Linked DNA regions of Mus musculus: regions 1, 2, 3, 4, 5 and 6 are each linked to region 7. The links are chromatin loops, found by intact Hi-C in ENCODE. Cell type or tissue: heart. All regions are shown on one strand.

What was found. Peaks named below come from ENCODE experiments on the same cell type or tissue, not always from the same donor. Only the 100,000 strongest peaks of a DNase experiment are listed, where the experiment ranks them.
Region 1: a loop joins it to region 7, with 2.9 times the contacts of the local background. A loop is called at or near these places in 18 of 42 quality-filtered maps.
Region 2: a loop joins it to region 7, with 2.5 times the contacts of the local background. A loop is called at or near these places in 19 of 42 quality-filtered maps.
Region 3: a loop joins it to region 7, with 2.4 times the contacts of the local background. A loop is called at or near these places in 6 of 42 quality-filtered maps.
Region 4: a loop joins it to region 7, with 2.5 times the contacts of the local background. A loop is called at or near these places in 4 of 42 quality-filtered maps.
Region 5: it touches region 7 in a loop (1.9-fold over the local background); 3 of 42 quality-filtered maps call a loop at or near these places.
Region 6: a loop joins it to region 7, with 2.1 times the contacts of the local background. A loop is called at or near these places in 8 of 42 quality-filtered maps.

Annotation. Positions count from the first base shown.
Region 1 is chr13:93,791,398-93,795,397 of GRCm38, reverse strand. It overlaps Arsb (arylsulfatase B), which reads right to left. Exons shown (of 8, transcript NM_009712.3): 3 at 1,180-1,370. Among named protein-coding and RNA genes, the nearest start is that of Mir5624, 2.6 kb to the right of the region's middle. In heart, a CTCF peak has its summit at 1,883; no DNase peak of the experiment used is centred here.
Region 2 is chr13:93,796,741-93,800,740 of GRCm38, reverse strand. The region is part of intron 3 of Arsb (arylsulfatase B); the gene reads right to left. Among named protein-coding and RNA genes, the nearest start is that of Mir5624, 8.0 kb to the right of the region's middle. In heart, a CTCF peak has its summit at 2,256 (motif pointing right); no DNase peak of the experiment used is centred here.
Region 3 is chr13:93,837,436-93,841,435 of GRCm38, reverse strand. The region is part of intron 4 of Arsb (arylsulfatase B); the gene reads right to left. Among named protein-coding and RNA genes, the nearest start is that of Mir5624, 49 kb to the right of the region's middle. In heart, no CTCF peak of the experiment used is centred here; DNase peaks (open chromatin) are centred at 1,085 and 2,055; H3K4me3 peaks cover 332 bases; H3K27ac peaks cover 2,960 bases.
Region 4 is chr13:93,988,570-93,992,569 of GRCm38, reverse strand. No RefSeq gene overlaps it. Among named protein-coding and RNA genes, the nearest start is that of Lhfpl2, 67 kb to the left of the region's middle. In heart, no CTCF peak of the experiment used is centred here; DNase peaks (open chromatin) are centred at 2,319 and 3,179; H3K27ac peaks cover 2,617 bases.
Region 5 is chr13:93,937,695-93,941,694 of GRCm38, reverse strand. It overlaps Arsb (arylsulfatase B), which reads right to left. Exons shown (of 8, transcript NM_009712.3): 7 at 2,346-2,468; 8 at 1-1,229. The coding sequence ends at 964. Among named protein-coding and RNA genes, the nearest start is that of Lhfpl2, 120 kb to the left of the region's middle. In heart, a CTCF peak has its summit at 2,333; DNase peaks (open chromatin) are centred at 634 and 2,184; H3K27ac peaks cover 958 bases.
Region 6 is chr13:94,141,621-94,145,620 of GRCm38, reverse strand. All of the region lies in intron 2 of Lhfpl2 (lipoma HMGIC fusion partner-like 2), which reads right to left. Among named protein-coding and RNA genes, the nearest start is that of Lhfpl2, 86 kb to the right of the region's middle. In heart, a CTCF peak has its summit at 2,116; a DNase peak (open chromatin) is centred at 2,110; H3K4me3 peaks cover 537 bases; H3K27ac peaks cover 1,807 bases.
Region 7 is chr13:94,057,927-94,061,926 of GRCm38, reverse strand. The region is part of intron 1 of Lhfpl2 (lipoma HMGIC fusion partner-like 2); the gene reads right to left. Among named protein-coding and RNA genes, the nearest start is that of Lhfpl2, 2.1 kb to the right of the region's middle. In heart, a CTCF peak has its summit at 1,893 (motif pointing right); a DNase peak (open chromatin) is centred at 3,976; H3K4me3 peaks cover 1,376 bases; H3K27ac peaks cover 1,023 bases.

The sequences.
Region 1 (4,000 bases), 270 kb after region 7:
TAAAATGTGCAGGTTTCTAAACATTTGAGAGAATGCTCCCCTTTCTTCATGTTTCATGGCAGACATAGTTACCTAGAGATGTCAGGTGACGATGTCAGCTCTTAAGTACCTAAAGTATGGCAAAACTGAGAACAGCCACCAGGGAGAATCCCTCATACTGACTGAGAGTATAGAAGACAGAGCTTGGAAGATTCCGTAGCAGACAGAGTCATTAGCAGGTCACTAAGTCTGAACAGATACACAAGCCAGAACCCTGCCTGCTGAGGGTTCACGCATCGTCAAAGAGACAAAGTGCAGAGAACTGGAAGGACCTGGACACTTTCTCAAATTTTCCATGTCCCACTGAAGGCCAATTTTTGTGAGTGTGCTAATACAATTCTTCATAAGGACACGCTTTGAGCCCAGTGTCTCACAACACAAAAATCTGCTCTGTTCCCAAAGCACCTATGTGCTGAATCCAGACAATTTGCATTTAAGACTTCTCACAACTCTTCTCTCTTCCTACCTGCAGCTAAGTCTGCACGTGACATACCTGATAGGCGCCTATGGTGTCTGTAAAAACCAATATACCATGCATATTAATTGTAAAAACCCAGTATTGCTAAGACGGTCATTTCCATTAAGTTGGTCAGTGAATACCAACCAATCAAACAGCCAACTTCTGTTTTCTTAGTAAAAATTGGTCAACCTACTCTAAAATTAGCATGGGGATACAAAAGATTAAGACTAACCAAAATAATCCTGAAGAGAAAAATATAGAATGAGAGGATTTTCTCTAGCCCCTGAGTTCCCAACACTTCTTCCCAACGGAGCCCTGCCTCGAGCACAGACACCTGTCTGGAATCCTGAAGCCTGATTTTGCTAACCACTTACTGTGCACACACATAAAGCATCATAAGAGTGAGCAGGGTTTCCACTGAAATGCTGAAGGACAGACAGCCTTCCTCCATCTGCAGCCCAGGGTCCCTTCCTGTGAGACTCATCTCTTGGGCGTTCCTAAGTACTTTCTCCCAGACCTGAGGAAGATCCAAATTCTTCACTTCTAACAACCTTCCCTTTCTGGCTAACTGGAACATGCTCTAAAATGTTATATTACACACACACACACACACACACACACACACACACACTCCCTTGGAAGCAACAAGATTTTGACAATATTAAAGGAGGAAGCCTTACTTTCTCCGGTGGGTGGTTAGCTATGACGGTTGTAGCCCTTTTGGTAAATATGTTTGTTGAGTAAATATTGTTATACTCTTTTGCAGGTTCTTCACCATCTCTTAAGTCAAGCGCACAGCGGGTACCATTCAAAGACTCAATCGGCGCACAGGCCTCGTGGGTGTAATAGTCTTCACTGCCTAGGAGGTATCCTGCAAGAAGAATGGGAGAAGAAACAGTCGGCATGGCAGAAAGCTTGTTAGGCAAACGAATGTTCCAGCAGTTAATTGCCTAATGCAACTGATTGCCCATGACGAGGCTAATCAAATGACAGGGCTAATCAGGGTTCTCTTCTTAACATCTCTATATTTGTTAGAGACACCACTGAAATGGCACTACATGGAAATCCAAGGCCCTTCCTCACTTGAGTCTTTTAGAGCATCTGTTCTCGCTTGTCAACTCTTTATACATGGTTGATCTGTGGGAAAAGGTTTTTAGAAATCAGAGTTTAAGTTCAGGAAGCAACCAGATGCTAATTCTTTAAAATTGCCTAAGAAAAAAGATAACGCACCACTAATGTGTTACAAGGTTTTACTTGTAAAATACTAAAAACAGGGTTCAGATCGTGTCATTTGTTGCTACTGAGGTTGGGAGATGGATTTCTGTGGTTATTTATGGACGGGGCCTTTGCCGGAGTTATATTTAGTCAAATGCTGACACCCACTGGTGGAAAAATATAAACCTTTCCTAATACAAGCTCTCTATCCCAGCTGAGCAGCCCCAGAGATCAAAGAGCAGCATTCTGTCTAGACTGTGAACCTTGCCCCGCTGCTCAGAGATGCAGTGCTTACTGAGCCCAGTGGCCTGTCAACTCCCCTGTTTCTAGAGCCCAGATCCCATAACAAAGAGGAAAGCACAGGAGAAACAGAAACGCCCCAACTAATCGTTGTTCTGCAAGTGATCGTGTTTTGAAAATGTGAAAATAAGCTGGGCTGCATATTATGATTAAATTGACAGACTTGCTCAGAAAAGGCCAATCAACAGAGGGCAGAAAGTGGTTAGTGACGGATGGCCCAGGGCTCTGGTTGCCTGGAGGCCCGTGATGACTGCTCATGGGATTTGGTTTCTTTTTGTGACATACATGTGTGTGTGTGTGTGTGTGTGTGTGTGTGTGTGTGGTTTCCTACAACTGAATTGTGGTGATAATGGCACAATCTCTCACATTGTTTAAAAATCGCTAAATTAAATACGTTAATTGGGTAAACTGTATAGTATATGAATTATACCCTAATAAAGCTATTAAAAAGAAATAAACTTTGATGAGCTCTTAGCTATATTCTTAAATATATTCCCTTTTAGTCTTAAAATGATGAAAAATGGGCCTAGCTCTTTCCTTTCTCATGAATTTTGTATACAGTGACAATTAAAGAGTCTTATACAGCTTATGTAATAATTCAATTGATTTTAGATTAACTATTTTTCATGATCAAATAAGTTCAAGGTCCTGAATATAATTAGTATATGACATCAACATAACTTATTGTGTGATTTTATCTATATTTATAGGAAATAAATCCAACATATTTACTACTTAATATGGAATAGAAAAAATTGTATTCACAAAAAAAATAATTTCAGGGCTGGTGAGATGGCTCAATGAGGAAAGGTGCTTGCCACCAAACCTAACAACCTTAGTCTGATCCCTGCGATCCACACAGAGGAAGAAGAGAACGGACTCCTGAAAGCTGTCCTGACTCAGACCTCTACACGTTTGTGTTCTCTCTCTCTCCCTCCCCCTCTCTCTCTCTCTCTCTCTCTCACGCACACGCACGCGCACGCACGCGCGCGCGCGCGCACACACACACACACACACACACACACAAATAACTACCTCAACCTTACCTTGGTGATTAGAGTGATCAAGCCAGTAGTTTGGGTTTTTAACATCTACTTAGTATTAGAATTTGGAGAGAACACTTCACACTCCTTTCCATTAATATAAACTATCACTGGGGAAGATATAGGCACAGGATATGTTTGGTTATAGGAACCATAAATATTAAATGATATTAAAAATAGAAGAACTGTAGAGCTAGAACTCAAATACTTGGCCAAACCAGTATAGACAAATAACAAATGTGGGTATTTGTCTATCCAGGTCCAGGGTGAACCTTAATTCTCATACAAGAATATGACTTCTGCCCTTTATGTAAAGTTTTTAGTGTGTGTGTGTGTGTGTGTGTGTGTGTGCACATGTGCATTGGTCAAAGGACAACCCTGACATCATTGCCAGGAGCTATTCCCATTGTTTTTGGAGACATGTTCTCTCCTGGTTTGGCATTTAGGCTAAGCTGCCTGGACAGTGAGCCCCAGGGATGCCCCCACCTCCACTGTCCTTGAGCCTGGAGCCTGGACTCAAAGCTTAGATGATACCCAGCTTTTTTTACTCAGGTTCTAGGGATCAAATCAAGGTCACTGCTGCAACTACTGTACTGAGTGAGCTCTTGCCCCCCTGTCCAACCACCTAGGCTGCTAAGCATGCAACTTGGATTTTAATAAAGATTCTAAATATCCACAGTCTATCAGAGGACAGATATCAATTCATCCTGCATGAAAAAAGTTCCCAAGGCACAGGCCATTCCTCTAGATCTTCGAAGATGTTAATCAGTGAAGGCTGATTTCTAACAGCCATTCAAGGACACTGAAGACTTATTTAGACTCAGCTAGAAATAATGTCACGGCTGGCCAGTGGTGCTGCAATGCCACGGGTGGAGAGGGACACACATGCTCTCCTGGCTGACTTCTTTGCATCTTGACCTCAGCTTTAGGGCTAAGTGCTTGG
Region 2 (4,000 bases), 260 kb after region 7:
AGGAGTTACAGAGACAAAGTTTGGAGCTGAGATGAAAGGATGGACCATGTAGAGACTGCCATATCCAGGGATCCACCCCATAATCAGCATCCAAACGCTGACACCATTGCATACACTAGCAAGATTTTATTGAAAGGACCCAGATGTAGCTGTCTCTTGTGAGACTATGCCGGGGCCTAGCAAACACAGAAGTGGATGCTCACAGTCAGCTAATGGATGGATCATAGGGCTCCCAATGGAGGAGCTAGAGAAAGTAGCCAAGGAGCTAAAGGGATCTGCAACCCTATAGGTGGAACAACATTATGAACTAACCAGTACCCCGGAGCTCTTGACTCTAGCTGCATATATATCAAAAGATGGCCTAGTCGGCCATCACTGCAAAGAGAGGCCCATTGGACTTGCAAACTTTATATGCCCCAGTACAGGGGAACACCAGGGCCAAAAAGGGGGAGTGGGTGGGCAGGGGAGTGGGGGTGGGTGGATATGGGGGACTTTTGGTATAGCATTGGAAATGTAAATGAGCTAAATACCTAATAAAAAATGGAAAAAAAAAAAAGAAAACCCTCTGATAATAATCTGACTACTCTATCTCATTTAACACTCAAAACCATCCTGTTATATCCATTTTTCAAATGAGTTAACCAAGGCTTTAAAAGGTTAGGTATGCCCAGGTGCCACTGTTTGATGCAGGCTTCCCTCCTGGTACCCTCCGTGTTACAATGTTGCCATGCACCAACAGATAAGTGAGCTAAAAATAAAGAGAGTGTACAGGGTTTTCTTTAACATGTTTTCTGGGGAAACAGTGTTTTGTTAGATTTTGATATTGAACCAAATAAATGTGATGCCAATTTAATTCCTAGAAATAAGAAGTGTGAGCCACAGGTTCTGGTTTTTCTCTATGCCAGCTTAGAACAGTCAGCACTTGTGGTATTCCAGGTCAGCCCTTCTCCTTAGGGGCCTCTCTGCAGATAGCCCTGCACCATGCCGTATAGAATTTCTCATATGTTTAATACCCTCAAAGAGACAATAATCAATAGCTTTGATCCAAGAATAAGCACATTTATGTGAGGTATTTAAATCATAAATGAAGGAAAAAAGACAGAAGGAAGAAACTCACTTCACTTTTTATTGTTGCAAATTGTTCTAAATTACACAACCCTTTGCTGGAGTGTGTGCCAACCAGTTACGGGGAATGAAAAGATATGATAAGAGTGGGGACTGTCCAGACAGGGAGCTCTAAGAGATACTCTTACGTTTATCTGGAGTTCAGACATTTTGAATTAAATGTTAAAATTAAATGTACACTTTTTCCATGAAAAGTATTTCAAGTTCCTCCTCTTAAAGTCTATATCAACACTTCTGACCCTGCCTCTGCTCCTCCACACACACACACACACACACACACACACACACACACACACACACACACACACACACTTTCCACGCTACCCAGACTGGCCATTTGACACTCTGGGGTCCCTCTGGATCAAGTTGAAGCTGGCCAGTCAGGTGACTGTCATATGTGAGAGCCTCACACTGTTTGCTGACCTGATCATAACGTCATAATTCACAAGAAGAGATGCAAGTGTTCTTTGAAAGACAACAACAAAAAGTTGTCTTTTTTGTTTTGTTTTGTTTTTTCGAGACAGGGTTTCTCTGTGTAGTCCTGGCTGTCCTGGAACTCACTCTGTAGACCAGGCTGGCCTCGAACTCAGAAATCTGCCTGCCTCTGCCTCCTGAGTGCTGGGATTAAAGACATGCGCCACCACAGCCCGGCAAAGTTGTCTTTTCTTCCAGTTCATTTGAGCAGTCCAGAGCACTTTGCTGTGGGGTGAACAATTCCATATATTGCGTAGCTCTGGGTCACCAAGAGCTGTGTCCAATCCATTTCATGAGGTTAGGACCAATCAAACACATTTAATATGCTCTCCGACACCCACTTTGTTTTATTGTTTGAGACAGGGTCTCTCTATGTGGCCTGGCTGGCCTAGAACTCACAGAGATCCACCTACCTCTGCCTTCCCAGTGCTTGGGTTAAAGGTGTGTGATACCACATTCAGCCATTTTGTATATTTATATCACTACTATAAATCAAGTCTTTAGCACTCAGAAGGTGAATTTCATCCATGGACAACCCATTCTCCAACCTCACCAAGTAGAAGCATTACGATAGCATATATATGAGTGTTTTGCCTGCATATATGTCTGTGCACCATGTGCATGCAGTACCCAGAGAGGTCAGAAGAGGGCATCAGCTCCCCTGGAACTGGAGTTACAAACAGTTGTGAGCTACCATGTGGGCGCTGGGAACTGAACCAGGTCTTCTGCAAGAGCAGCCAGTGTCCTTAATCAGTCAGCCATGTCTCCAGCCCCACTGTACTAATTTTAAATGATGGAGGGAGGGGAGACTGGTAGTCTGTGCTGCATGGTAGCCTCATGAAAAGAATGATTATCTAAGGCTAGAAGGTTCTCCAACCACCATCAGGACCATACCTGCAGTCACTAGTTGGTGGGGTCCTCCCAGAGAAAAGCTGTAGCCAGTTTCTCCCCACTGGCCAAAGCAAACAGCCTTCATCTGGGGATTGTATGTGTATCTATGGACATGAGGTCCTTGGCCTTGGAGAGAGACCCCTTCTCACCTCACTGACTCCTGATTCACACTGAAGTCCTGCCCCACATTAACCTCCACTGATTTCTGGTTGTTTTGTTTTGTTTGTTTTGTTTTGTTTTGTTTTGTTTTGTTTTGTTTTGTTTTGTTTTGTTTTTGAGACAGGGTTTTTCTCTGTGTAGCCCTGGCTGTCCTGGAACTCACTCTGTAGACCAGGCTGGCCTCGAACTCAGAAATCCGCCTGCCTCTGCCTCCCAAGTGCTGGGATTAAAGGCGTGCACCACCACTACCCAGCTTTGATTTCTGTTTCTTAGAACCTGGTATGTCCTTGGTATTTTCTTGATTTCAAACTCTTATTCCGATCAGCTCAGTCATAGCTGCCAACTGTACCCCAACCCTAACTGTGACCCTTTCAAGTATCCTAAGACTATAAAATGGAATCCTGGTTTGGAAAGCGTGTCTAGACACTATAGTATCACATAAAACCCAGACTTAACTCTGCATACGTACATTGAGGATGCTAATGGATCTTTTCCCTTTTCTGTTCTGCTCCATGGCTCCTAAGATCTGAACTCTAAACATCCGCACTATGGGAAGAAACCACATATCACTCATTTTTATGTCTTTAGAGGGCTCCCTAAATCAAAGTATAAATTGGAAAAACAGGAATACATTTTTAAACTACTATTCTATCTTTGACAACCAAATTAAGACATTTCTTCCCAGCTTGTACTCACACAAAGAAAGTCTTCCACTAGGATTTATTGTTTTGTTTTCCTTAGGAAGCTTCTAGTAGATTAGATGTAGAGGGTTCTTTGTTTTTTTAAGTTCTTCAAAGTGCTGCTGTTCTAATTTTAACAGAAAGTCATGCTATGAATATATGACTTTCTTTTTATAGTGCTACTACTATGTGAGTCACCCTCACATAAAGGAGAAAGGATGTCCCTTCCTGACACATGTAAAGCCATTAGCAGCGTCCCCAGAATCAACAGCTCAACTGTTACACGGCAGCTCTGTCGATTTTCTCCCTCAGCTGCCCCTTAAAAGCAAGTACACGTTAGTTGGTTGGTGAACACTTCCTGTGAATTCTTTGAATGACTTCCATCTTAGAACAAATGTCATGTTACAATCTACACATGATGCTCTAGGCACCTGAGAGCCTAGCACAGAATTAGGTTAAATCCTGGGGAAAGATGTTACAAAGATGCAGCTCCTGAAGCCAGTGAGTCGCATCACTGTCTGGAGAGCTGAAGCCGGGAGCATCTGTGTGCAGGAGCTGCCTTGTGGAAACGGCTGGGTTGCTACATGACTATTCTTTCTTTTACTTTAGTCTGTGCTTGGGGGCTCTGAGCATGCTGATTACCTCTTCAGAGCATCCCACGCGCTGGCAGG
Region 3 (4,000 bases), 220 kb after region 7:
ACAGAGCACAAAGCACAGAACACAGAGCACACAGCACAGAACACAGAACACAGAGCACAGAACACAGAGCAAACAGAGCACACAGTACACAGCACAGAACACAGAGTGCAGAGCACAGAACAGAGAACACAGAACACAGAGCACAGGGCATAGAACACAGAGCAGAGAATACTGGAGAAGAGAAATGTGAGGTGAGTTCCTCATGTTTTTCAGATTATTGATTTCTTCACTCACTATTAGAAGTAGGGATTTCTTCAAAAGAATACTATCAGTGCCTACTTCATGTTTCATGTGTCAGACCTGAAAGACAGAGGAGAGAAAACAAACACACAGAGCTTACCCCGTCACAAGAATTAATAAAACCCAGAGTCCACTCATTTACCATTTGCCCTATGAAGTCTCAGACAGTCTGCTTTCTGCTTCTCATTTTTATCTGCCACAGTGAGGAAGCCTTGACTTGTTTACTCCATCTTAGCTAGCTGGAGATAGCTGTACCATGGTTTGAATGAGAACAGGCCAAGGGCACATGAGCTGTTTGCCTCTGTTTTTAAAGTCTAGGAATGAATGAAAACAAAAGTGTAATGAGGTGCATGGTATAAGGTAAGAATTAAAGAAAAAAAATTGGTTTGCTAGGCCCTGATTAAAGGCCTCCTAGGCTGTTAGTGTTGTGGCAAGGGGAGACAGGTTCAGTCTCCTTTCCATGAACACAACTAGGAGAAGCCTGGCCCAGGGACAAATGCATGGCTGTACACAATCAAAAGCCAACAAGGCTACATAGAAAGATCCAGCGCTGAGAGCTGGGGTAACATGCAGGCCAGGCAGCTCCATACTGGACCTTCATAGAGACCAAAGGCATATCCACTGGGGCCAAGAGACCTTGACAAGGTAATTATTTTTCTCCAGTTGGTTTTGTCATTTAAAAAAATTATACAGTGAGATTATTTTCCTAAAAGGAAAGTGAGAGGCAGTTCCTAGGGGCATTTTTTTTTTTTTATTACTCCTGACCCTGCTCTCCTCCCTGTCTTTGCACATGGCAGAAAGGGTTTCAAGGACTTTGGCTCAGCATGGGGAGGAGTGGCCCAGCTCTGAAGTGAGTCATGGCTATCTTCACTAGGGAGTCTTGAGTTACCAGAGACAAGCACTCAGTGGCTGCTAGCGTTGCTTCAGCTGAGTCAAGCTTTGGACGTTCATTTCTTATATTGTATCTGGGTTTGCCCAACAGATCATAAAGTCTTCATCCTAGGAGAGAATCTAGTTATATTATATCTGGGTTTAACCCTACAGATATGAAGTCTTCATCCTGGGAGAGAATCTAGTTATAGTTAAAAAACACTTTTTTGTTAAGCATTTGGAAGGTCTCTGTGGAGAGGCCCTGCTAGAAGTTGGCCCCACAGGGGAGAGGCCACAGTTAAGCAGTTGCACAGATGGCCAAGAGGAGCAGAAGAGGCCAAATCTATTGTGAATTTTCACTTGCAGCTGTATGGAAAGCAGTTATGATGGCGAGTCAATTGCTGTGGGTTTCTAGCTTTAAATTCAGGCACAGGAAGCAAATGTTTTCAAATGCCGAGCATACAGGGAGATTAAAGGACTGGGGACAGGTTTGAACCCACAGAGCCTTTCACTGGCAAGTGAGAGGGGTCTCTGTTGACAGGAAAGTCAAGTGTGGTAGCTGGCATAGAAACCAACCTGACAGATCCTATGTGTTTTCCCCAGGATAGATATTTTTGCTTCTGTCTAGTAAGGCTTTGTGTTGGGGTTCTGATTTCTCTTTTCTGCTGTTCAGATCCAAAGTTTATGCTTGCCAACCACTCTGGGTCACGTATGAATGGCAGGACTAGTGGCTCTGTCACGCATGCGCCATTTCAGAGTTTTGTCTGGAACTCTCCCTGTGCAGTAAAAAATCGAGCGTCTTCTGACCCCCTCCAACACCCTGCCCCCATTTCCACCCTCCATTTGGCCCGCTGCTGGGACTATAGTCTATCACTTATCTAACATAAAATAAACAGAACAATCTGGAGCTAATTTAGGTGGTTTGCCATATCAGGATACAGCTGGGAAAGATTTTAAGAAAAGGCTGGACAGGAACAATAGCGCTGTGAAGTGGAGCAGTGTGGAGAGCACAGGAAGGCAGTTTCAGACAGCCTGGCAGACAGCTGTCAGCCACTCCAATAACAATCCCCAAAGCCAATGAAAACGGGCAGGCTCTGTGCAGGGAGCTCGGCCCTGCAGAACACCAACAAGGAAAACAAGGGATTAGAGGGCGTTCTGACTTAATGGTTAGGAGTTGTCAGGGCCACCTGTCTCCCGGGAGCCCTTCACCAGGGCTCCTGGCCAGCAAGGCCTGAAGAGGAATCGCAGAGGAGACCTTCCATTTCTCTATAATTCTGGCCAAGATTTTTTTTTTTAAGATGCATGCATACATACTGGCTTTATCCTGACTTATGAATTCAGCAAGGCCCACAGCAGCACATCTGTTTTTGACATCAATTTCTCCTACTCTGCAGGATGGTTGAGGGTTTTGGTTTTTTTTTTTTTTAACTCTTTGGGGGCCTCTGGCTAGACCTTAAATTTCCTGGTGCAACTTGACAGAGGTGAAAGGGCTTGAGGGAGCTAAACAAAGCTGTGTGTTGTTCTTGAAAGAATTTGTGAGTGCTTTATATTAAATCAAGAGAAAAGAAATAAAAAGAAAAGAAAAGAAACCACCTCGGACCAAGCTCTTGACAAAGATCCAACCAGTTAGAGATGCTCTGAAGTCTAAAGGTAGCAGAGAGGTTCCTGCCAAGGCACGGGTCAGAAGCACCACGATTGGCTCTCTGTCAACTCTCGCCACTTGGCCAAGGCTTCTGGGTCAGTTTCTGCACCTAAGGCCAGGCGACATTTTCCCCTTCTCCATCACTTAATTCCTGACATAAGCTCATACGCTCTCCTTCCAGAAAGTGCTCTGTTTAATGAAGAGTTCCCTCTGGCTAGAGAAATTTTTGGGAAAACCCCACTTGTTTAAGAGGGATTTTTAAAAAGATAATATAGATTTCCTATTCTAAAGTAACAAAACAGCATCTGGGAGGTTTAATAGAAAATAAACCAGCTCGGAAGAAGAAAAGAAACAAGGGTTTTATCAGTGACCATCTCTCCATTTTAGCTCATGTCTGTACATCACAGTACATCCCTGAACTAACAGGTACTCATAACTCCATGGCAATACAAGCTAAGCCTAAATGTTCACTGTAGAAAGAAGCTTTTGAAACACAGAAAACAATGTGAAAACTTCTGGCAAGCAAAAGAATAGGCTGGAAAATATTTCTTTAAAAAAAAAAACTATAACATCCAGGGCTGGAGAGATGACTCAGCGTGTAAGAGCACGTGATGCTCTTCTGCAGGATCCACACTCAATTCTCTGCACACTGGGCAGCTCACAACAGTCTGTAATCCTAACTCTAGGGGAGTCGCCATCTTTTTCCTGCACCGCAGACACTGGACTCATGTACAGAAACACAAACACAAAGACATACACTGTGCTGGCTCCCTTATATCAACTTACACAAGCCAGAGTCATCTGAAGGGAGGGAACCTCAATTTTGAAAATGCCTCCCTAAGATCCAACTGTAAGGCTTTTCTCAGTGACTGATGAGGGTAGGGAGAGGCAGTGCATTGTGGGTGGTGCCATCTCCTGGCTGGGAGTCCTGGGGTCTATAAGAAAGCGGATTGAGCAAGCCATGAGAAGCAAGCCAGTAAGCAACACCCTTCCGCGTCCTCTGTATAAGCTCCTGCCCCAAGTTCTTGCGCTGTTCGAGTTCCTGTCCGGACTTCCTTTGATGATGAACAGTGATGTGGAAGTCAATTTGCTTTTGGACATTGTGCTTTACCGCAGCAATAAGAATCCTAACTAGGATACACATATACACATAACTAAAATGCATATTTTAAACATGTGTAATGTCCAGCTAGGCTTGACGGAACAAGCCTGTAATCTGAGTTCTTGAGACATGGAGGCAGGAGGATC
Region 4 (4,000 bases), 69 kb after region 7:
CTGAGCCCAGTCATCCAGCTTGCAGCCAGCTGACTCAGCTGCCCGGTCCAGCTACTGACCCACAAGCCAATGGCCTGTGGTTCTGTGGTTATATATAGTGTGGAATTCATGTGACAAGAGAGGCAAACTGTGAGACAGAGATGTGAGGATGAGAGTGACCTAATGAAAGGAAGGCTTATGTAAGGAGCCAGGTATTCTCTTTGCTTCAGCACACTGCCAGTTAGAACTAAAAAACAAAAACAAAACAAAACAAAACAGGGCATATTGACAAGAACAAAGAACATGGAAATCATACATATGGGCTGATATAAGCTTGCATACGTGTGAGCTCAACCCCTTGTGTCAAGCTCTGTATTAGTGACTATTGTACCACAGTGACCAAATACCTGAGACATGCACCTTAAAGGAGGAAGGATTCATTTTGGCTCACAGTTTTGGAGGGTTCAGCTCATGGTCTCTGGGTCCATTTGCTTAGACAGGCCATCTTTTTTTTTTTTTTTTTCTGAGACAGGGTTTCTCTGTATAGCCCTGGCTGTCCTGGAACTCACTTTGTAGACCAGGCTGGCCTCGAACTGAGAAATCTGCCCGCCTCTGCCTCCGGAGTGCTGGGATTAAAGGCGTGCGCCACCACGCCCGGCTTAGACAGACCATCTTGGCAGCAGGAGAGAGGGAGAGTGGAGGTGTTGGGGGGAATTCCACTTCATGGTAGACAGGAACAGAGAAAGACAGAAAGTGGGGTGCAAGTAAGACCTTCAAAGGCACACCCCAAGTGTGTTAAAGTTCCCTCGAGCCTTCCCAAACAGTGCCAAGAGCCAGGAACCAAGCATTCAAATGCATGCTTGCAAGGGGCATGTCAGGTTCAAAGCATCGCAAGCACCTCTCAGGAGTGGCTTCCAATACCTGATACTTCAGTAGCTGTGAAAGGTGAGTCTACGATTGTTCTGTCATCATGCACAGTGTTAATTTGCAGTTTCTCAATCACCTGGGGCTCACCAATTAGGTTAGGTTAGGCCCTGGGATCCTCCTGTCTCTGCCTCCCTGAGCTGGAATTACACACATGCACCGCGTGCCTCGAATTTTTTTTTTTTTTTTTTTTTTTTTGGTTTAATCGAGACAGGGTTTCTCTGTGTAGCCCTGACTGTCCTGAAACTCACTCTGTAGACCAGGCTGGCCTCGAACTCAGAAATTCGCCTGCCTCTGCCTCCCGAGTGCTGGGATTAAAGGCGTGCACCACCATGGCCCAGCTGTGCCTCGAATTCTTAGGGAGTTCTGGGAATTGAACTCAGGTCATCCTGCTTTCAGGGTAAACATGTTCCCAACTGAGATACCTTTTCCAAGCTAACTCTAGAGCAGCACAGAGCGCTCTATAGGATCAGTCCAGGGAGAGCAGCCTGCTGGGCCTCCTGCTTCCATAAGCTCCTTCCTCATCTTCCTTCCCACTGTCAGAGAGGAAGGGCCTGGAGTCTCAGATCAGTAAACATTTCTGTAAGATCCGCAATACTTGCTGCCCTGCTGAGAGGGGGAAACCTGCTTCAAAGGAAGACTGTGCAGAGTTCCTGCCCTGGCTGGCTCCACCTCCTGACAGTTGTACTAGTGTGGACTCAGTGTTGACCTTGGAGGCTGCCAATCACTAGCCTGTCTCCTGCCTGTGCCTCGGTTTCCTCCTTTGTAAAGCAAGGGTGACAATGGCTGCCTTACACCTATGGGATGAGTGAAGGGTATGTAAAGCCTTACAGGGGTCAGAAAGGCATTCTGAGGTGGAATTGGGGTAGGAAGTCACAAAAGTCAAGCATTGACAGGGCCAGGGTATGAGCTTTTGGGCTGCAGCAAGACCTGTCACCTAAGAACTGGCTGTATGGAAAATGGGTGGCTGGCGTGGAGCCCCATAATGCCGAGAGGTGTATAAAGAGGAGGGGGAACCTAGTCTGACAGTGAATACTCAGGGAGGGAGGGAGGGAGGGATTGGCCTCTTCCTGGGACAGATGGTAGTGGTAGGTGTGGTAGGTGCTGCTGCTGCTGGTGGGGGTGGTGGTTTCCGTTTCTGCGCTGGTTTGAACCCCAGGGCTTCCTCCTTTCCTTGTGATGAGAAATGCATTCTTTTCTTACTTAGGCTTACTCCTTCTGGTCACATGAGCAGGCCCCATCTGGTTCTTTGTGAACTAGAAACTCCCCACCCCTGGGCCCTGTCCTGTGTCAGAGTACCTGCATGTCTGTTCTGGGCCCTCCAGGGCTCTTTGATTACACACCCATGAAGTGAGGAATTCAGGCTCACTCCTGCACATCACTTCCGGCTGGGGCAGGAGGTCCTTCGATTGGAGTCGCTCCTGGCTGCTGAACAGCACAGATTCCAGGGCTGGCTCTACAGGGGGACCATGTGACAAGGGCCAGAGCTGGGAAGCTGCCCAGGACTAGAACTTTCCTGGCCTTTGGAGACCTGAGATTGGTATCAGTCTCTGGCACAATGAGATCATGACGCCCTCCCTAGATCTACAACTTAGAGGAGATCCTGGACAATCAAGCTTCCTATCAAAACCAAATCTATCTGGTTGTCCCACGCATACCAGGCTTGTCTTTCCTCTTGCTGGCACAAGGGTGCCTTCAGAGTCACAGTGGCTCTGCTGGGGCTGTGAGTGCGGTGCATGCTATAGGCAGGGCCACATCTGTCTCCAGGCATGACTGGGTGTCTTCTCACAGAGCCAGGGCAGGTGAGCAGTTTCTCTCAGCCCCACACTTAGCTTCTCCATGAGCACCGGGTTGGTACCGCTCTCTGGGTACACAGGACCCTAAAAGCTCTGAGGCCCACCCTTCAGCAGAAACAGCTTAACAAGCCTGCGGTAAAGCACACAGAACCAGAAGAGGAAACGTCCCCAGAGGGGCTCTGCATTAACGGGGTTGCCTGTCCGTAGGACTCAGCCTCTAACCTGAGTGATCTGTTCAGATGACCAGACTTCTAAAGAGCTGCACCAAGTTGTTATTGGGGGGGGGGGGGAGCGGAGGGAAGAGAAAAGAATGGCTGTGAAAACTCAAGGAGGTGTGCATATGTGTGTGCACTGGTGAGCAGATGTGCGCGTGCACACTTGTAAATAACAAAAGCAGACATTCATCTTCCCCAGCAAGTGCTATCTCCATTCAGGAAGGGCAAAGGAGCTATTATTAGTAGGGGATTTCCCAGGGCCCAACCAACAACTGACACTGCAGGAAAAGGACCAGGGACACTAGACAGGGCTGGAAGGTGACACAGGCGATAGGAAACACCTTATTTTCTCAAGCTGGCTTAGCTGGAAATCTCACCTAGGTTTCTTACTTTATTGGCTTGGAAAAAAATCTGACACAATTTCTGCCTTAGTCCCATGTGAAGCAAGAGGAGATTGGAAGTGGCTCAGGAGTAGAGCACTTGTCTAGCGTGCGTGAAGGCCTGGGTTGGATGCCCAGCAGTGACACACACACACACACACTCACACACACTCACGCACACTCACAGGCAGGCACACACACACTCACCACATAAGTACAGTCATCCCCCCATGCACACACATGTACACATAAACACATATACATGTACACACATGCCACTCCATCAAAATAGTTGAATCTATCATTTTTCGGAAAAAAAAACATTTAAAAAATCTGAAATGTGGAGTTTCATTCATTCTTTTCTTTCTCTTTCTTTTGTTTGCTTTTTTGGTATTTATTTATTTATTTATTTATTTATTATTCATTTATTTTTGAAACAGGGTTTCTTCATGTAGCCCTTGCTGCCTAGAACTTGCTCATAGACCTGACAGGCTGGCTATGAACTCAGAGATCCACCTGCTTCTGCCTCTCTGTCTCTCTGCCTCTGCCTCTCTCCCTCTGCCTCTGTGCCTCTGCCCCTCTGCCCCTCTGCCCCTCTGCCCCTCTGCCCCTCTGCCCCTCTACCTCTGCTTCTTCAGTGCTGGGCTTAAAGGCATGTGCCACCACACTCTTTCTAATGCTGGCTTTAATAATAAGTTAGAAACCT
Region 5 (4,000 bases), 120 kb after region 7:
GGGAGATATAGCCACAATCTTGACAGATTCCATGCAACTGTGAATAATCCTCCTTAGCAGATGCCACAGACCCACAACTCCCATTAGCATGGACACAGAATGACCAGTCCACCTCCTCTGGGCAGGGCTTAGGACTATCCTAAAGCTCAGAATGGGTGAAGCAGAGGGGAGAGAGACCTCAGGCACAGGACAGTGAAGTCCAAAGGCATGACAGGAACAGAGCCACACAAGCTGGGTAGCAGAAGTCTAGACAGAATGAGCAATAGTGGGTGGGGGTGGGGGTGGAGATAAAAACACATTTAGTTATCATGGAAACCAAAACCACGGCACAGGCATGTCTCCATGCTGGCTTACTGCAATGGGCTGTGCGCTCCACAGGAAGATGAGTGAGCGGATGGGTTAGGGCTAGGGCTAGGGCTAGGGCTAGGGCTAGGGTTAGGGTTAGGGTTAGGGTTAGGGTTAGGGTTAGGGTTAGGGTTAGGGTCATGGGTGCGGAAAGCCCGAGTAAGAGCTCACAGACAGGGAGCACTCACAGCCAACAGAACCACTAGCAACATCTGCTCCCTGCCTTTGTTACAAGAAATGTGTCTTGCCAATAAAGCTGGTTATTAGCAGAGGGAGTTCTAACAGCTGACTTGTGAAGCAAAAAGAGCCAGCTGTCCTGGCCTCCAGGACTCAGGGATAACTTCCTATGTCAAGTTCCCAGCGTCTGTAGTTTAGGAAGCAGGATGAACCCGGCCACCCTGGCCCCAGACACTAACTCCAGCCAACAGCAAGATCCTTCCAGATTTTACTGGCTTTTAGAATGTACTGTGGGTTGAAATTGGACTCCTTTGGTGGGTTATGTAGCATGAGGGCCAGGTGACAGGGTGGGGGATGATAAAGAAGAGAAGCCAGGGGAGTAGGGGCCTGAGGTCTAGCCTGCCCAGAAATGGGCTCCAGCCCCCCTTACTCCCCAGAGCCCTACATCCAGGGGCTCCACACACCAGTGCTCTTGGGATCGCAGCGGGGGTCCAAGGGTGGGAAGTGAGAAGGCACAGAATGTTCATGGTAGTACTGCAGGCGGGAAAGAAGGTTCTGGACGATGTGGGGGTGCTCTCGGGACACGTCGTGTCTTTCTTCAGGGTCCTGATTGATATCAAAAAGCCAGAGAGTCTTGGTTGGTGGGTCCACTGGAGGTATCTCAGAGACGTTGGACTGAGACGGAGGCGGGAACCAGTAACCACAGCCTGGTAAAGAAATTAAACTTTAGTGTGTGTGTGTGTGGGGGGCACTGTTGGTGGGTTCTAATTTCAGGAATCTGGGTACAAGGCTTCCTTGGCTTTGTGGGTATGGTCGTACATCAAGAAACAAACAAAAAACCTGTGCCTTCTGATGTCGAGTTCAGAATACGATTTCCATGCCATGATGATACGGATCCTATAGCGTTACAAGGGACATTAAAAACTATATGTGGGGTGGAAGCAGGATGGGGGTGTTAGTTGTCACGATGGCTGGGGCAATGAGGGTACTCCTGCTATCAAGCAACAGCACAGTAATTCTAAGATCTCTCGCAATGCATGGGACAGTCCCAAACAATGAACTGTCATTGTAAACACCAAGAACACTCACGAACTAAGCATTGCTACACTGCATCAGAGCCTGTGGAAATATCCCATATTTACAAAACAGTGAAGCTGTCCCTTTCTAAGGAAGGGGGAGGGGAAGCAGACTCTCCCCAGCCAGAGAATTGGTGAAGATCTACAGCTGGCTGGGTGTGCTATGTTTGACAGTCACACATGTCTAAAAATCCATATATGTTTATGAAGCACCCAAGTGGGATTTTCTCCTCTTAACCCCACTACAGATGACATCATCATCATCATCAACAACAACAAATATCAACTCGGAGGACGGTCAGAATGAGCAGCGGAAGCCACTCCCCCACCCTGCAGCTTCAGAGATATATTACAAAAAAAAAGTGAGTCAGCTCTCATTTTGGTGAGCGTTCTCTCACTGTTCTGTTTGGTGGGAAGTCTACTTAGGCAGACAACAGAAGTTGTGTAATATGGACCAGACAGAGGCTTAAAAGAAGGCCATGAAACCACAAGCAGATAGCTGCTTCCTTAAGATCTGCAGGGACTGTAAAAGATCTGAAGGACTAGTTGACATTTCAGATGTCTGAGCAAACTGAGGGGTTGGCAGGGAGCCTTGAGGAGCCGGCTAGGCAAGGAGGAGGAGGAGGGTGTAGCCAGTGATAAGGACTTCCCTTTCTATGGACACAGTCCAGGGAATGAAGGCCCAGAGGACAGGCTGAGGACACTGCCCTACTCTGGTGGCCACAGGAAGGGAGCGAAGCATTCTACCTGGGTGGCCCGTGAGGAGTTTCCAATTTTTGTATCTGATCCCAGCATGGATAGACGTGTTAAAGGCAGAATGTTCTAACGGAAAAGAATCGTCCTTTGCTGGAGTCATGTTCTTGCCAGGACCTGGGAAGAAATAGTTTGGAAGAATTAGATTGCTGTTATTGGCCTGTGTCATTATAAATCAACATTTTATACCCTTCTTGCAGAACAGTAGCCTTTGTTCAACACCAGAGTACAAATGTGTGTCCTGCCACAGAAACGAATCTTTTATTAAATACAAACACAAAGTATAGTTACATTAGATGTCAGTCATAAACCACCACAAATATAAAGGAAATCCCAAGGAGATTAGAAGGCTAATCCATCCTTAAAATCATTGCCTCCCGCCAACATGCAGAGCCATGTGCATAGCAGTGTCTACTACAGGAACGGAGCTGGGCAGCGGTTGTGTGCACAAGCATGAGTGTGTGGTATGGGTGTGTGTGCATGAGCACGCACGTGTGTGTGTGTGCATGAGTGTGCAAGAATATGTGTGTTCTTTTTCCTCTTAAATGTGTAAGTGAAATACATTTTCTGCGAATGGTTGTACCTTTGCAGATAGTATATAAAATTATAAAATGCACATTTTTTGAAGTCTCTGACAAGCTAGGAGAGGTTAAGCATAGTACAAAAAAACTACAGATGCATTTCTTTTTAAACCATTCATGAAATGTAAAAATTAGTGAGCAGTGTTTTTAACTATTCAACAGAATAACTATGGGTATAGAAACTGTTTGAGCATATAAAGTAGTGGTGGTTTGAATGGGTTTGGGCTCCGGAGACTTAAGCATTTGAATGCTTGCCACTATCAGGAGGTGTGACCTTGTTGGAGGAAGTGTGTCACTGTGGGGTGGGCTTTAACGTCTCCTAATGCCCAAGCTTTCCCCAGAGTGGAATTAGGGAGCCTCTTCCTGGCTGCCCAGGAAGACAGTCTCCTGCTGCTTTTGGATCAAGATGTAGAACTCTCAGCTCCTCCTACACCATGCCTGACTGCACACTGCCAAGCTCCCTGCCATGATAAAGGACTGAACCTCTGAACCTGTAAGCCAGCCTCAACGAAATGCTTTCCTTTATACAGTTGCCTTGGTTGGGGTGTCTCTTCACAGCAAGGGAAAGCCTAACTAAGACACATGGATTATATTAATTTATCATTTTAAGGTCTTATAGCAGTTGATCAAGTTTCTGAGGGGGCAGTTATTAATATTCATCCTCCTCTCAAGTTTAGAACCCATTAAGAGCCAGAGCCAGGGCTGGAGAGATGGCTCAGCAGTTAAGAGCACTGACTGTTTTTACAGAGGTCCTGAGTTCAATTCCCAGCAACCACATGGTGGCTCGCAACCATCTGTAATGAGATCCAATGTCCTCTTCTGGTGTGTCTGAAGACAGTGACAGTGTATTCATATACTCATATAAACACAATTAATAAATCTTAAAAAAAAAAAGAGCCAGAGCCAGAGCCAGATAGACTGAGCTTAATTATCACCTCTCTAGTGATGAAACTGCCTCTAGAGAATGTGGCTTTGGCTCACAGTAGAAAGAGCTGTGCGAGTGGCTGGCCCTTGGCTTTCACTTAGCTATAGTAACTGGACAATCTCAGGGCTCCCTTACAGCACACG
Region 6 (4,000 bases), 84 kb before region 7:
ATCCATGCTGCCACCTAGCATGAACTTGCCAGCCTTCAGAGCTATGGAAACATTTTTATCTTTATGCAGACTAGAAACTTTGTTTATTTGTTCATTTGATTTATCTATCTTATTTTCTTCATTTGTTTGTTTGTTTGTTTCTTTCTTTTCAATGCTAGGGATTGAATCCAGAGCCTTGAAATATGTTAGGTAAGTACCTGACCACCGAGCTACATCACCGTCCTAGAGCACATTTTTATAGTAACAACAACAAAAGAGAGATGCCGCTGGGGAAAGGGCTCAGTGGGTAAAAGCACTAAGGGCTCTTCCAAAGGTCCTGAGTTCAAATCCCAGCAACCACATGGTGGCTCACAACCACCCATAATGAGATCTGATGCCCTCTTCTGGTGTGTCTGAAGACAGCTACAGTGTACTTATTTATAATAATAAATCAATCTTTTTCAAGAGAGAGAGAGAGAGAGAGAGAGAGAGAGGCCCCTGAAGCAGTTACTATTTCTTCATTGCCGTATGGTAGGAAATAGAAGGTAAGGGCTTGACACATGGCGAGTATGCAGAATGCCTCAGTGACAGTGAGCAGTGACGGTGAGGTACTCATTAACACAGTTGGCACTCGGAATATATTCGTTATCTGAGCCACTTTTCTATCTCCTCTGACTACCACCCTCAACCTCTCTGGAAAAGGCCTGCCATATGGTCAACACTGGGTCAGATAATAAGGTACTTTAGCCTGTGGTGGGCGAGGGCCAGGCCGTGAGCATCAGCACCTGAGATGGAGGCTGGAGTAAGGCGTAAAACCACACAGCTGTCACATCCCTGCTCCGGGTTCTCCCCCACCCTCCCCCGCCTCACCTCACTCACCAAGCTTCTGTAAGAACCGGCCAAACACATCACTGTTGTTATTATTTTTTTTTTTTTAAGTTTTCGTCTGTCTCTCTTCAAAGTTAGTAAGTACTTTTCATTCTGTGTCAGCCCACGCAAACCTCCCCTTTCTCTGATCTCACAGGGCACTCGGTCGGGACCACACAGCTCAGTAGTGAATGATCTCCTAGTATGTCACACAGGCTGTGTGACTCTCCAGAAAAGCTGAGTGGCTCAAAGCTGATTAAGACAGGTGGTCTTCAAAATGCACAGATGAACCCCCCCCAACACTCTCTTTCCTTCTTTCCCCTCCCTTCCCCATTTTGCATTCATTTTATACCAGCAAATGCTAAGCAACTGACAAGCATGACCCACACTGCCTGTGTGCTAAGGAGGCATGTTTTTACGTTAACTAAGCCATGGTATGGAAAGCTTCCAGTCACCTCTGGTACTGTTTGGTTCATGCACAGTGTTATAAATGAAGAGGGACTGAACTGGGTCACTGTCTTGTTTGTTTCCTTAAAAAGGCTCTAACTGGTGATCCTGAGGCTGCAGAATTTTATCTGCCAACACTGCAAAACGGACAGAAGAAACATGATGCGTCTTCCCTCAGTCGACAGCTTCCGACCAAGCTCCTCCTCTCAGTTCCAAAATATCAGTCACAGCTCTGGACTCAGTTGTCCCTCTCAAACTGCCGAGGGCCTGGTGGTCAGCAGCAGGAGCCGTTCAGAACTATGTCGTGTCTGGCATCTCTGAGCCGGGAGGTCTCTGGGAGTGTTTTTATCTGTGGCATCTCTTTAAGCATTCACTCACTACTGTCACTTTGAAGTTTCAAAACTATTCCTGGTTAGCACACAGGCTCATGCCCCCAACCCCGCTTTCAGGGTTGTGCCAATGTGGAAGCTCTCAGCTACTGCTCCAGTGCCCTGCCTGCCTGCCTGCCTGCCTGCCTGCCTGCCGCCCCTCTCCTGCCATAATGGTCATGAATTCACCCTCTGAAACTGTGAGCAAGCCCTCATTTAAATGATTTCTTTTGTAAGTTACTTTGGTCATGGTCTCTAATCACAGCATTTAAAAGTAAGCTACACCCCAAACAAGCTCTTCCTCTGTGGGCTGGACAGGGCCTTATTAAAGGGGTTCTGCAGGGCTGACCCCCATGATGCCTGCCAGGCAGACTCCACCCTTTTACTCTGCACCCTTAGCCCTTGGCAACAAGAAAGCTCCCGCTGCCTGCGATGCGCCTGCAGCCTTGGTAAGGAAGGAGCAATGCTGACCTCTAGCAGTGGCAGACAGAGCTATCGAGGGACGTGTCAGGGACGCGTCTGGGTAGAGCCCGAGGTCCCCATGAAGGAAAACAGCACCAATCTTGGCAGGAAGAACAAAGGGACAGAAGACTCTTTGCCTCCCACTTAGAGGAAGCTGGGAGCCTGTCCCTTAATGACCTGCTTGATAAATCACCCTGAGTCTGCAATCTTGCCTCTCAGCCACCCCTGCATCTCCACTTCACTTCAATCTCATGTGTGCCATTTCCCAGGACCTGCCTTGAAAACGAGCAATCATTAGGGTCTCTGGGTGGGAGTGGTGGGAAGCCTGAGGAAGAGCGTCTGGTGTGTGGCGGTGGGAGGAGTGGGGGTTGGGAACTGGGGGGTGTATGGGGGAGGTAGCATTTTCCAAGTATTCCTTGATTACCGAACCAGAGCTAGGGCCAGGGCCCAATGGAGCCTCCATGGCCTCCCATTTCCAATGAAAGTCGCATTTGAGAAGCCATGCCTTGTGTACTCTGCTGTGGCCTGTCCACTCTTTCTGAGGCTCCTTGCCACTCTAGGGACAAAGCTCTTGGAGGAGTGGGAGTCCCTTAAGATACTCTTACAGTGAGGTTTGAAAGACCTGGTCCCTGATAAAGTTACGAAAACGGGTCCCAAGCTGTCCACGAGTGGATGATCCAGTGACACAGGGAAGGGGAAATAGGAAATAAACACATGAATGACTAAGCTAAAAACCCATTAAAAACAAAACCAACACCTTTCATTGGCCAGGAACATGGCTTAGTAGTGCAGGGCTTGCCTTCCGTGCCTGGAGCCCTGAATTTGATCCTAGCACCCCTGACCCCCAACAAAGAAAAGAAACCTTGGAAAGCAGGACCCAGGGCCATAGTCCCTCACACATCCTGCCTGCCTAGCACACACACACAGAAAAAAATCAGACTACTCTGTGTGTGTGTGTGTGTATGTGTTTTAAAGCACTTTTCTTTTTAAAAATATATTCCTGTGTTGGAAAAAGAGGGGGGCCACCATGTAACTCCAGAATCTTTAAGTTGCAGAAAGTAAGTAACTCGGCCACTTTTGGATTGTTTTAAACAACTACGTCATTAAGCTTGTGTCCAATTACTTGCAGTCCCTTCTGAAATGAATTCTGCTCTACGGCGATGGCTCTGATGCAGCCTTAAGAGAGAAGGCAGCAGTCTCTAACAGGCCTCCCATTACCACCCCACCTCGGGGATGGGGTGGGGTTTGCTTTCTCCAGGAGGCTCCTTGGGAGGCTTCCGTTTCTGAGTGGGAAATATGCTGTGGCTCTCAGGAACTGGGTCAGATACGTCCAGTCCACTGCTACTTACAGAAGCCCTGGTCTTATCACCAAGCAAAGGGCATTCCTGAGTTAGTTGCCGGGATGTCCAGTGAGCCCTACGTGGCTCCTCTTGGCCATGCTATTCTGTGTGAGTCCTGCTCATACCAGATCCTACTTACTGCTACCCAGCAAAGCTCCAGGAGGCTGGGTCCATCCTCTGCTCTGCTCATACGGGCACCTCTTCCAGCTCCATTTCCCCTAACTGTCGAATTCCTTAACTGCCCTTTGAGATCTAGCTCATGTCCATCAATATTACCGCTCTTCTGAAGAGGACCTGGTCTTTATCTAATACCACGACTCCTTTACACAGTCCAGGGCACTTCAGAGCAGGCCTCTTCTCCCTCACCTCACAGCAGCATACACACCCCTTAATGGTCAGTCCTCTGGTCTCACCTACTATTTTCATGAGACCTATGAGCATCCAGTAAGGCGCTTTAAAGTCTCCCTAGAGCTCTGAGCAGCCTGCACTGGGGGGAGGGGGGAGCACTCCGAGGGTGTGTCTCTTTGAGGATGGAAT
Region 7 (4,000 bases):
AGTGAAGGTCAATAGGTCAGTATGCACACACTCGTGTGCGCGTGTGTGTGTGTGTGTGTGTGTGTGTGTAAGACTGTCAGGCTGCTATTAACAAATACTATAGACTAGGTGCTCTAAAGAAATACACACGATTTCCTCATTGTGTCCTCAGAATAAAAGAGACGAGCTCTCATAAGGTTATTTACTAACCTCAGAGCAGGACCCCCACTCAGGACCTCAATGAAACCCTTCTTCAAGGGTGTGTGGCTTCAACATCCGAAGACAGGAAAATGCAAACATCTACAACACGCATGTGCAACATCTAAAACACGTGTGTGCAGACTCAGAATCCATTCCGTTAGTTATACATCCTCTCTCCCACACATGCTCAACGCCATTCTGTGTATGACACGGATTCCAGTTCAAAGTAACAGATTCTATCAAGTCTGCCGGATAGCATCAGTATGAGCTTGGCTGCTGAGGTCAAGGGTCAGGGGCTTAATTATTCCCACTTGGGTTTGTTGAAAGGAGAGAAAATTTCAAAAGCTTCAGTCACAAGGACACAAATGACCTGCAGCACTACAAAGATATTACCTGATGGATGGATGGATGGATGGATGAATGGATGGATGGATGAATGAGTTGACATACTCCCACAATTAGAAGGAGCAACACAGGGTACAGTTACCTGATCAAGAACTTTGTTTTGTTAAGCAAGTCTTTGCTCACTTTGCTCTAACTGGCCAGGCAAGGGAGGGAGGTTGTAGCCTGTAGCCACGTGACACTATTGTGTTGCACACTCTTTTGGCATCTCTGTAGAAATCCAACGTCTCTTCCCGTCTCTGCAGCCAAATCCTAGGCTGCACATCTCTCTGGAAGGCCAAAATTCAATTTTCATTCCAAGAGAACTCAACTCAAAAACTGCCTTTTGTCATCTGTCTCCAAACAGGGTCCTCATAAGTGCTCCCTCTGAGAGGGTCCCCAGTCCCCAAGGATTCTATGCAGGGAAAGCCCACCTGGGAGATAGACAGGTAGCGAGATCGTCATCTCCCAGGTTCTCTTCACCCCACTCCCGTGCTGCCAGGATGCTTGCACTATATGGCACTGGCTGGCTGCTTCATCCCCCTGCCTACCCTGGTGCCACAGAACTCTGAAATCGGAATGTGACTGACTTCAGAGCCTGTCCTACAAGAGAATCTTTAAAGACATCTGCTGAATGACGGGATAAATGAGTGGGCAGATGAGTAAGCTGGCACTGTAACACACACACACACACACACACACACACACACACGGGGTTGGGGGGAAGACAGGAGGAGCCCACAGGCACAGTTCCTCTGTTCACTGTTTAGTTAGGGATGTCTGTTCACTTTGTCCTCTGGTGTCTATACACCTGAATAAAGGTGTACTTTAAGGCTGATTTTTTTTATTTGTTTGGTTGGGGGAGTTGTTTGTTTGTTTGTTTTATGGAATGAATTCTGGAATTAGGCACTTACAGATTACTTGTATCTTTCTAAGACTAGTGAGCTTTGACTCTAACATTGACTTTAGCATTCTTGGGCAGTGTGTATCACATCAACCATTAAAAGGTTTTTAAGAGTGGGAACTTCTAGATGTTGACTGTCAGAGGCAAGGCTCAACTCAGACACTCAGTGGGAGAATCAGTTACTCTTGAGTCCCTTTTACCCTGGGAACTTAAGAGTGCTGGCAATCCTTAATGTTTTCTGAGCATTTCGTGTGTGGGGGAACCATCCCAAATCCGAACAAAGACACCAGTTAACCTTCCGGAGACGCTCACGTGAACCCTCACAACCATTTTCAATTTTTAAAAATATTTTATTATTAATTTTATTTTTAATTTTGTGTACACTTGTTCAGTGTATGAGTTCCTGAATGTGAGTGCAGTGCCAGACGAGGCCAGAAGAGGGCATCTGATCCCAAAGAGCCTGAGTTGCAGGCAGGTGGTGGCAAACTCCAGTCTCCCCAGAAGAGTAGTAAGCACTATCGACTGCAGAGCAACCTCCGAGATTTAATTTTATTATTTGTGTGTGTGACTAAGTGTAGGCACACATGCATGCACAAGTGCCTGAGAAGGCCAGAAGAGAGCATGGGATCCCTCAGAGCTGGAGTCCTAGGCATTTGTGAGCCATCTGAGATGGATGCTGGGCTTAGAACCCCAGTCCTCATGAGAGAGCAACAAGAGCTCATAACACCAGAGCCACAGTTCCAGCCCCCACTAGGTAGACACAGAGACCGCAGCGGAGAGCTAGAACGGAGCTTGCTAACATTCACATAGGCTTCACACAATGGGGACCCAACAGACTAAATCTGAGTCTCCTGAAAAGCTTTTTAAGATTTATTTTTAATTATGTCTAGTTGTGTGCTTGCACCTGGGTATGTCCACAGTGCAAACGCCTGTGGAAGCCAGAGGCACTGATCCAGTTGGGAGCTGTCTGATTTGGGTCATGGGACCTCAGCAAGTGCTCTTAACCACTGAGTCATCTCTCCAGCCCCAGGACTCTCCTACATTTTAATCCTCCTGTGTTGGCAATTCTTTGCAGTAAAGATATATAGAAAATGAAGACTTTTTTTTTTTTTTGCAGTGTGTGTGTACACACACACACCTGAAGTTTTCTATCCATTCTTTTGTAACTATCTCCTGCTGTAGACTTTTCTCCCTGCCTTGTTCAACCTTGCTTGCAGCCAAATCTCTAAGCCCATGCCTCTGTTGTTAGCAGGTGCTGTCAATTCTGAGTTGCGCACATGGATAAACGGTATGCTTATTTTTCCCCCATAAGGCACTGCTTTGCTCTCATCTACAAAGATCCTTTTTTTCCTTCAGACAAATGGCTGGTTCATGTATCATGACTCAAATTATATTCACAAATGTTCATTTGCAGTGTAATCACTCTTCCTAACTAGACTGGTTCAAGACAAATGAGCAGCCCCCTTTCCCACCCTCTTCTCTTTAAGCTTACAGTGCTCCACCTCCCGCTATAAAATGCTGTCACAGACCACAGGCCACACTGCTCTGTATGACCTACTGCAGGTCACTCTATTTTTTTTTAATGACATCGTCTGGTATTGCTTTAAACCTTTCAAATATTTCATCAGAATCAGATGTTCCAACACAGGCTAGCCCTATTAGCCTGATTGCAGAGAGAGATGTTCATCTTCCCTGTCTTTAAAATATTTAACCATCGCATGCGTGTTCTCTATCTCTTAATTTGAAAGGGAGTTTTTAAAAAAAATGATTAGAAGAGCATCAGAAAGAGCAAGATAAATTATTCCTTATCCCATCCTCTCTTTGAGCTGGACAGGAAGAGTGTTCAGAGAATTAAAGTCCCTTCGAAGGAACTCTGACTTAGCCCCCCACACCTTGCCGCCCTGTGGCTCCAACACACACTCGCCGGCAGTGGTTCCACTTTTCCATATAGGTCACCAGCTGTAATCTACAAGCACAAAAACAATCATGGCACAGAGTACAGGAAACTGCCCGGGCAGGAGTGAGGTAGGGTGCGAGGATGAGAGTCTTTTGCCCTTACTTCCATACAAACTCCCGAACCTCCTGAATTAACAGAAAAGTTGAGCCGACTTGAAGAAACTCTTTTTGCTTTTCTCAGTTCAGAGAGCACGCGACCGCGAATAGACTGAGAGAGAAGTGCGGCCGGGTGGGGGTAGGGACTGCATTCAAACCCATCTCTCTGAGTCCTTCATCCACCCCAGATGTGGTGTTCCCCAACTCCCCGCCCACCTCCTCGCCAGCCCTCACCCCTCTGCACTGGCCACAAAAAATGCAGCCCAGGTCTGAGATGCAGCTGAGGTCTGTGGCCGGTGAGACCCACGCGGTACGGACCGGGGCTGGAGGGGACCACTACAGCTCCCCGGGAAAAAGCGCTTCCAGGCTCAACTTCTTCCACGTCTGCGGCGGGCCGGCGCTGCAGCGGATCCTTCCTGCCCCGGCACCCGCCGCCCGTCCCTCCGCGCCCCCGTGCACTGTCGGGGACCGGCCCCCTCCCGG